Linked DNA regions of Mus musculus: region 1 is linked to region 2. Evidence: chromatin contacts called from ENCODE Hi-C data. All regions are on one chromosome and are shown on one strand. Each heading gives the region's core, a stretch centred on a gene start or an enhancer-like site at or near the end of the contact. The rest is flanking DNA. Distances are from core to core; before and after follow the strand shown.

Region 1 (4,820 bases), core at 1,547-4,046, 2.8 Mb after region 2:
ATGGTTTGCAACCCATAGGAAGAACAATATCAACCAACCAGAGCTCCCAGGGTCTAAACCACCAACCAAAGACTACACATGGAGGGACCCATGGCTCCAGCTGTATATGTAGCAGAGAATGGCCTTGTAGGGTATCCATAGGAGAAGAGGCCCTTGTTCCTATGAAGGCTGGATGCCCCTTTGTAGGGGAATTTGAGGGCAGGGAGGTGGGAGTGAGTGGGTGGGAGAACACCCTCATAGAAGCAGGAGGAGGGGGGAAGGGATAGGGAGTTTCTGGAGGGGAAATCGGGAAAGGAGATAACATTTGAAATGTAAATAAATAAAATATCCAATTAAAAAAAAACTACTAAAAATGAAAAAAAAGAGAAATATCAAAAAACAAAACCCAAAACTACTTAGAAAGAAAGAGATTAGCATCACAGAAAAGGTATAGACAATAACGGAGGGGTGATATGAGCAAAGGAGACATACTCTACATATAGAAATATGTCATAATGAAACCTATCATTTTATATAATGAGTACAGCATAATAAAAGAGTACACTTAAATACTTAAGTACCTGTACATTTTTATCCATTTGTCTTAAGGATATCATCTAGCTATTCGTCTATTAAGGTAGCCAACATACTAATGATGTCTGTCTTAATATCTGTCTTAAATTTTTATCCCCCAAGCAAGTAATAAAATTTGTGAAAATCCATGTTAGATTTGTCTAAAAATCAAAATTCCTTATTCATAAAAAAGTGATCAAAGGAATATAGCAGAGCTGAAGGTGAAAATGTATAATTCAACAGAGCCAACATAAATAAGTCAAGTCATTGGAGTTCAAGAGTAGTAGGAATTACACCAGACAAAATATCTTTATTAAAGTGGTGTTAGCTAATTTCACAGACAAATAGGCTGATACCACAGGAAGGCAGGTAGCATACTATTATAGATACTGTACTGTTTCTTTTTTGTTTCTTTGTTTTTCGAGGCAGGGTTTCTCTGTATAGCCCTGGCTGTCCTGGAACTCACTCTGTAGACCAGGATGGCCTCGAACTCAAAAATCCGCCTGCCTCTGCCTCCCAAGTGCTGGGATTAAAGGCGCGCGCCACCACTGCCAGGCAGTCTGGCACTTTTTACTTGAGAACCTGCTGCCAATGCTTGCCTAGGAAGTTCTCAGGTTCAGGAAGGCGATCTTCACTTTCCTCCCTGTCTACCACTGTAAATTTCAGCATGCACAGGACCTGCAGTTCTAAGCCAGTATTGAGAGGGAAAATAGAAACAATCCTCCATCCTAACCCAGAAGCTATATCCAATTGATAACTGCTGCAGAGCAAATCATTTTTCCAGTGATGTCTGGGTGTACAAACCATATTTAAGGGTAGTCCCTCCCGATGCCTAGCAATAGATGGCCAACATAAAACGAACTTAATGGTATTTTTAGAGGGTTTTTGTCTCACACTGCTTTGTCTGAACATTTCCATTTAATATTAAAAATCTTTTGTTTATTATGTATTATGGTTTCTGCTTTTGTTTTTATGTTTTGTGTGTATATCTCTGTGTGAATGTGTCTCATTGTGTCTCTAATGCTCTTTCTTTGGCTTTTTTCCCCCTCCTGTTTATTTGGTCCTTCTGTTTTTAAAATCTTATTTTATCATCATCATTTTAGATGTCTGTTTATATTCTTATGAGAAAGAGAAAAGAAAATGTGTGGATTTGGGTGAGTGTGGAAATGGAGGAGGTTCTAGGAGAGGTTGGGGCGGAGAAAACTAATCGGAATATACGGTAGGAAAAAAAATAAATTTTCAATAAAAAAAACAAAGCTAAGCCCTTCTCTTAGTATTGATGCTTAAATATAAATAATCCCAACACCATTTTTTTTTTAAATTACATAGTTGATGGGGATCAGCTCTAACTAGCAATGTAAAATTAGCAGTTGTAGATAATAAGTTTAGGAGTACACACTCTGTAGTTAGGCAGCCTGGAACAAAAATCTCTCTTCACTTATAAGTCGTTTAACCCAGTGATTCAATAAACTCGTCTGTACAAAAGGAAACACTAGGGTTCCACGTTTGTTGAGGAAATTCTTGACAGCCTTTGAAACACAGCTACCCGATCTACAGAACTCTGTAAATACAAACTGTTATTAAGAAGCTTCAGCAACATTTCGTGAACCGGTACGTCAGCCACTGCTTATCATTAAACAGGTTTTCGGCATAAAAAAAAAAAAAAAAATCTTACAGCCGTTTGCCTAGCATCTTCCACCAAACTCCACATACTGCAGGCCTACAGTCCCCTCCGGAAACTGGAACTGGTTTTGGTTTGTGTTTTCAAAGCCAGTGCCTTTCTCTTCAATTAGTAGAAAATGAAGCCTCAGAGGACTTTTCTCACTAGTGTTGGTTTCCACCCTGTAATATCCTCGAAGGGTCCCGGGACCCCCGGCCCGCCCCCGCCCCGGCCCGCCCCGGCCGCGCCCCGCAGCAAAGAGCGTAGACCGGGAGGGGGCGGAGCCTGCGGACAGAAGCCAAGGCTCCGACCGATAGCCTGAAAGGGCCAGAAAGAGGGCGGGGCCGGCAACGCGCGAGGCCCAGACCTGGAAGAGGTGCTGCCCAGAGCATGCCTGACGCGATGTCAGCACGACCTATCTTCATTTTCGCTTTCCATGTTCAAAACGGTATAGTCTCCTACCTTCCAATATTAAAACTATTATTTATTGTCGCTATGTCGTTTCTGTGTTTTTCCTTAGGGCAAAAGAGGAAGCGCTTCAGTCAGGCAGATACTAGGCACCAACAGAGCGCAGACGCCTCGGAGTTGGGGTCCTTTGCTCGCGCCGAAATTCAAAGGAACAGTTCCGGCACGGTTGTTGGCTGCAGCGGATGCGGTGCCCGGGATGGTGGCGTTCGCCCGGTAGCGCCTGAGTACAGGTCGGGTGGCCTCACTGTCCACTTTCGCGTCGGGTTGGAACTTTGCTGGTTCCCCTGGCCAGCCGCTTTGTGGCGGGTGCGTAGTGCTGCTCTTGGCCCGGCCTGGTGTCCAGGCGGGAGATGAGGCACAGGGGTGGGCAAGATTCTCAAGGAGGGACTTGAAGCGAGAATTAGAGATGTTGACTGTTGTTCATCCGTAAGGTGAATCGAGAAAGGCTTGGGCAAGCGAGAGAACACGGAATTTTAAAACGAGGCAGTAGAATGGATTCACTTCGCCCTTAAGGTTCACTAACTACCCGGGTTCTGAGAGTCGAGTGTAAACAGAGTTAAGGTCGTATGTAGGCAAAAAAGCACAACGGGACCGAGAATGAGTTGGAAAGACGGTGCCGACTGATGTCATCTTTTACTGCTGTGGAGGAAAAAGGAAGGAGAGGATGGGTGTGCGTGCTATTAGGGAGATCCATGAAGGACTCCTGTAAGATGTATGCTAAGTGGTGTGCAGTAAAGAGTATTCAGTCCAGTGTCGTCTGTGGCAAGGATAATGAAATGGGAAATAATTAGTAGTCTCTGTTAACTACAGTATTGTAGTGCAACACGAACCTAGGAAAGTGGACAGTAATGATAAAGATGATTTTTAGGTTAAATGGTTTAACTTACCGGCATTGGCTAACGGTTGGATGTTTTAAAATCTGAGCCAGCTGTTTTTAGGAGAAAAAGTAGTTTGGCAGGTGTATTTTTTCTTTTCTTTTCTTTTCTTTTTTTTTTTTTTTTTTTTTACTTTACGTTATTGTGTATCCTGTCGTATTTACTATGATTTGAGGGTTTTTAACATTCTACATAAATGATCTTATTTCTGTTTTATACAGACGTGACTTGTAGCTTGTTGCCTAACAGGCTTACTAACCCAAGACAGTTTAGAAAATGTATGTTAAATCAATCATTCTCGAAGGATTCAAGTCCTATGCACAGAGGACTGAAGTCAATGGTTTTGACCCCCTCTTCAATGCGATCACTGGTTTAAATGGTAGTGGAAAATCCAACATATTGGACTCCATATGCTTTCTCCTAGGCATCTCCAACCTGTCCCAGGTAAAGTGTCAGCTTTTCTGACTTATGTGTTGGCAAGAGAATCTGTTAATCTGTGGAGACTTTGGGTTTTCTTTCTTTGCATGTTTGTACTTCATGTGTTTTGTTTGTACTTCATGTGAGTTATGTTGTGTTGCAGTGCAGCCGTTTAAGCAAATACTATTACTGTTTCATCCTGTAGACAGACGAAAAGATACATACAGAGGCCTTGCCTGAGGTTTGTCCTCCTAAGCTGTTGGGAGTAACACCCATACCAGCATACCAGCACTGTTATATTGGGTAGTCTCTGTTCTCAGTCCATACCTGCTCTTTTTTTTTTTTTTTTTTTTTTTTAGTTTCCCACATTTCTTTTTTTTTTTTTTTTTAATTTTTTATTAGGTATTTTCCTCACTTACATTTCCAATGCTATCCCAAAAGTCCCCCATACCCACCCCCCAACTCCCTTACCTACTCACTCCCCCTTTTTGGCCCTGGCGTTCCCCTTTACTGGGGCATATAAAGTTTGCAAGTCCAATGGGCCTCTCTTTCCAGTGATGGCCGACTAGGCTATCTTTTGATACATATGCAGCTAGAGTCAAGAGCTCCGGGGTACTGGTTAGTTCATATTGTTGTTCCACCTATAGGGTTGCAGACCCCTTTAGCTCCTTGGGTACTTTCTCTAGCTCCTCCATTGGGAGCCTTGTGATCCATCCAATAGTGAGCATCCACTTCTGTGTTTGCTAGGCCCCAGCATAGTCTGGGTCCTTTCAGCAAAATCTTGCTAGTGTGTGCAATGGTGTCAGCGTTTGGAAGCTGATTATGGGATGGATCCATGGATATGGCAG
Region 2 (4,683 bases), core at 1,531-4,030:
GGTATATCCATGAGGTATTTGCAAGTGGGTCAAGCTGCCACTGCCTGCTAATCTGTGAACTGAACCGCCATTTTCCAGACAACACAGATGGAAATTGTTCCAAAGAACCTTTCTAAACAGGTCCACACACACACGCTGCCCCTTATCCTTCCTTTTACATTACCCCTGGTGGGTGGTAGGTTATAAGGAAGGTTTAAAGCATTTAAGACCTACCATTAAAAATAGGATTTGAGCCGGGCAGTGGTGGTGCAGGCCTTTAATCCCAGCACTCGGGAGGCAGAGGCAGGTAGATTTCTGAGTTCGAGGCCAGCCTGGTCTACAGAGTGAGTTCCAGGACAGCCAGGGCTATACAGAAAAACCCTGTCTCGAAAAACCAAAAAAAAAAAAAAAAAAAAAAAAAAAGGATTTGAAAAAAATTAAAGGTACAGAAACAATTCTCACACTTCATTTTCACCACACTGCAGGGTCAAGTGCAGGGTCAAGTTCATTTACAGACAATTTTCTCTGGAACAGGTTAGATACTGCACTCCAAATTTTCTCTGGAACAGGTTAGATACTGCACTCCAAGGCACCAACAAAACAAGTTTTTCCACAGTTGACTTTTGTAGTGGCTATTTCTGGTTGTCAACTTGATTATATCTGGAATGAACTACAATCCAGAATTCGAAGGCTCACCTTTGGTCCAGATCTTGAGGCTGGGAGACACATTTCTGACCTGGATCTTGGCATGGAGATCTTGAGACATAGTGGCCACGAAAAGCATAGGATCAGGCGAGGTAGTACATGCCTTTAATCCCTGGAGACTGAGGCCAGGTGATCTCTGAGTTCAAGGTCAGCCTGGGACAAGCAAGTCCCAGATCCGGGAGTGGTGGTACACCACACCTTTAATCTGGGACACACTTTCTGCTGGAGGCCTACATCGGGACACTGAAAGAAGGAAGATTCACTCTTTGCCTGCTTGCCTTGTGGAACTGAGCAACTGCTAGATCCTTGGACTTCCATTCACAACTGCTGCTGACCATTGTTGGGGAGTTGGACTGCAGACTATAAGTCACCAACAAATTCCCTTACTAGAGACTACCCATAAGTTCTGTGACTCTAGAGAACCCTGACTAATACAACCTTCTTGTCTCATGCACAGGTAAGACTAATCAAGTACAAGAACACCCAAATTCTTTCTACTGCCAGAAATTCGGTGTGGGTTAGGTTTTCCTCCAAACATATTTACATGTATTTTTTAAAAAGGGTATAGCAGCCATTCTTACATCCCTGTGCCTTTATCTGCTGTCATTGGTTAATTTGCCACAATTTCAGAAGCCACACTGCTTTTCAAGGGCAGATTAGATCGATTGCCTTTTTATCATTAAAATGCATTTAGTAAAATTGAATGATGTAGTTTATTTCTAACGTAAAAAAAATATCAACGCTCAATAAATTTTAAACATCCTGGTACTGGCCTGGCAAGATGGTTTAGTGGGTAAAGGTGCTTGTCACCCCGAGTTCAGCCCTTGAGACCCGAGCCTTCGAAGTACGACCTAGCTCCAAAAGTTGTCCTCTGAGCTTTACATGTGGGCACTCGAACACCTATGCACACATTAAAAAAAAATCATATTAAGACGGGTACTGAGATTACAGACTAATTGACTTGTTCTTAATTAACACCCTCCTCCCCCCCCCCGACCCCCCCCCCCCCATCCCCAGTGTCTCTGGTCAGTATCTTATCCTCTCCAAACACTAAAGCAGTAGTTTCCAAACCTGTGATGAGAATCCATAGGGGGAAGATGGGATGGGATGAAGGTGGCTTTATTTTTTTTTTTATTTTTTATTTTTGGTTTTTGAGACAGGGTTTCTCTGCGTAGCTCTGGCTGTCCTGGAACTCACTCTGTAGACTATGCTGGCCTTGAACTCAGAAATCTGCCTGCCTCTGCCTCCCAAGTGCTGGGATTAAAGGCATGCGCCACCACCGCCCGGCGAAGGTGACTTTTTAACCCTACAAGAGACTAAAGTTCTCCAGCTGAGTGTCATTTGCAGGTAGTGCTAAATAGAGACCCCGCTTATTTATTTTGGCCTTCCCAGACAGGAGTTTCTCTGTGTAGTATTTATTTATTTTGAGGCAGGGTTTCTATGCATAGTATGTATGTATTTATGTGCTTATTTATTTTGGTTTTTCAAGACATGGTTTCTCTGTGTAGCTCCGGCTGTACGAGAACTCGCTTTGTAGACCAGGCTAGCCTTGAACTCAGAGGAATCAGCCCGCTTCTACCTCCTGAGTGCTGGGATTAAAGGCGAGTGCTACCATCGCCGTGCTGGAATCCCCTTTAAGGAAACTACACAGAACTAGAAATCGGTCAAATTCCTTGAGTTTTACGCAGGCTATTTCATCTCTTTAAAGAGTGCTCCACCCACACCTCAGGTAAGGGCGCTTGCCCTTTGGGAGATGGACAGGACCATCAACCAATTAGCAGCTTGGATGAGATAGGACCGCCCCCCCAACACAAAACATAAACAAAACGCTTTCCGTCAGTAATAATAATGGACCTTAAAAAAAAGAAAACAAAAAACAAAAAAACCGTACACAATGCTTCGCGTTGAAGAGACCGGTCACTTTGGGACTGGAGTCTGAAACAGTCCCCGCCCATCCCAACACAGAGGCGGCAGCGCACACGCAGAACTGACTGCGCCCCCTCCTCACGCGTCACTTCCGCCTGGCGGTCTCCCACACGTCACTTCCGCCCTCTCCTCGCCGTGCCTCGGGTAAAGTTGAAGCAACTTCCTTTTCCTTTTCCCTACTTCCTCTCCGTGCCTCCGCCTCCGTGGAGCTCAGTCCCTCTCGCAGCGGATCCCAAGTGAATCCCTTGGAGTCCCTCTCGGGCCTTCGTGAAGAAGCGCTGGGAGCCGCGCGCTCCCTGCGGCGGGAGTTGCCAGAGCCCAGGTTTGCTCTGTCGTCTGCTGCTCCCGGGCCGTGAGCGGCGAGGACTCTCGGGTCCCATCTTCCCGGCCTGTAGTTAGCCACGCCGGAGCCAGCGGCCAGCGCTCTCCAGTCAAGCTGCGCTCTCTCCTCAGCTCCCGTCTCCTCTCTTTGCAGGCGAGGTCCAACCCAGATTGCTGCTTGCCATTGACGCCTCGTCCCGGAGTTTGGATCGGAAGCCGGCTGGATGTAGACCCCTGATGGCCGCGGTGCTCGCCATCTAGCATCCATTCCACCTCCTTGTGAGTTTCGGAACCAGAGTCAGGTAGGAAATACTGAAAGAGCATCCCGTCTGAACAGATAAAGAAACGGGGATTGTTGGCAGGTTCGGTCTCTAAAGGCAGCCCGGCTCCCCAAAGGAAGCGCTGGGGTGCTCACCTACGTCTGACATCTGGAGAACTAACTGCTCAGGGAGCGTTTACAAGGCTCTGCAAAGAGAACGCTTGCATTTCTGGGTGCTTAGTGTTCATCTGACATTATGCTAAGTTGTTTCTATAACTATGCCATCCATTTGTTGCAGTAAGTCTAGCAACATGTTGTTGTCCTTCGTTTAGGAAACCGAGATTCAGAGATAACTGACTTGTATAGGATTAATGACTTAGCTAATGTTTCCCACGTCTCTTGCCCCAAGTCTCCTAATACTTTAACCTTAACCTCTGTCATAAATAAACTCTCCTTCTTTTAGTTTTTTGTTTTTGGCATCTCAGGAAGTGAGAATCCTGAAATTTATTCATAGCTTCTCTATTATTTGAGTAGAATTTTATTTGTTATTAGCATCTTGTGTAGAAATTTATAATCCTGTCAATCCCATTCCTCAACAGTTCCCCTCCCCCTTCTCTCTTGATTTAGGGTTGATGGGTTTTGTCGTAGAATTATTTGATTTAGGTTAAAGAGTTGGCCTGAAAAAAATTACTAGTTTTTATATACAGGTACTTTATATTGTGGCATGTCTGCTTATCTTGATTCAGTTCATGTTTTCTATTTTTGTTTCTGTTTTTTCATTCAGAAAAATATAACTGTCATCTTATACCAAGATGTCAGGAATTGGAAATAAAAGAGCAGCTGGAGAGCCGGGCACATCTATGCCTCCAGAGAAGAAGACAGCTGTTGAAGATTCAGGGACCACCGTGGAAACAATTAAGTTAGGAGGTGTCTCTTCAACGGTACGAGAAAACGAGGCTGCAAAAGTGTGCTTGGCTTCTGTCAGTTGTTCCTGAAAGTAGAAATTTATGGAAGCTTCTTGAATTAAGAGATAAGCATTAGCAAAGAAGAGGGAAATAGATGAATTGATGTGGTGGTCAGTTCTTGAAGTGAGGTGTATTAATTTATGTTTGATCTGTATTTGCAAGCTGTGGTGTTTATTTTATTTTATTTTATTGAGAGTCTGACTACAGTAGTCTTTGCTATAGTTAATTGGCACTTTTCCCTTACTGAAAAATAGGTGCCGTGTTCTGAGAGGCACCCTAGCAAAGCCTTTGAGAGTGCTAGTGCTGAATGAGAGTCAGATCAGTGCCCGGGGTGTGTGTGTGTGTGCGTGCGTGTGTGTGCGCGCGTGTGTGTGCGCGCGTGCGTGCTCTCTGCCATATCTCTTGGCTGTATGGCCTGTATTATCTGTCCTGTGCCCGTTTGATTGTGAAATGAATCTGTAGTACCTGTGTGTGACATTGGGTTATGATGGAGGCAAAATGGGAGTCCTTGTAAAGAGCTCAAACGTT

Evidence for each region. A loop is a pair of places that touch in the nucleus more often than their neighbours do.
Region 1: a map of T-helper 17 cell shows a loop between it and region 2 (3-fold over the local background). The contact joins the promoter of Smc2 here to the promoter of Rnf20 in region 2. A Hi-C loop is called at or near these places in 4 of 37 maps with a recorded cell type or tissue (ES-E14, T-helper 1 cell, T-helper 17 cell and 1 more).

The regions. Positions count from the first base shown.
Region 1 is chr4:52,436,425-52,441,244 of GRCm38, forward strand. It overlaps Smc2 (structural maintenance of chromosomes 2), which reads left to right and starts at 2,797. Exons shown (of 25, transcript NM_001301412.1): 1 at 2,797-2,986; 2 at 3,777-3,999. The coding sequence starts at 3,832. It overlaps Smc2os (structural maintenance of chromosomes 2, opposite strand), which reads right to left and starts at 2,540. Exons shown (of 2, transcript NR_045175.1): 1 at 2,228-2,540.
Region 2 is chr4:49,629,280-49,633,962 of GRCm38, forward strand. It overlaps Rnf20 (ring finger protein 20), which reads left to right and starts at 2,781. Exons shown (of 21, transcript NM_182999.2): 1 at 2,781-2,932; 2 at 3,086-3,233; 3 at 3,975-4,131. The coding sequence starts at 4,003. Gm45952 (predicted gene, 45952) reads right to left here and starts at 2,673. Exons shown (of 2, transcript NR_168526.1): 1 at 2,576-2,673; 2 at 1,379-1,584.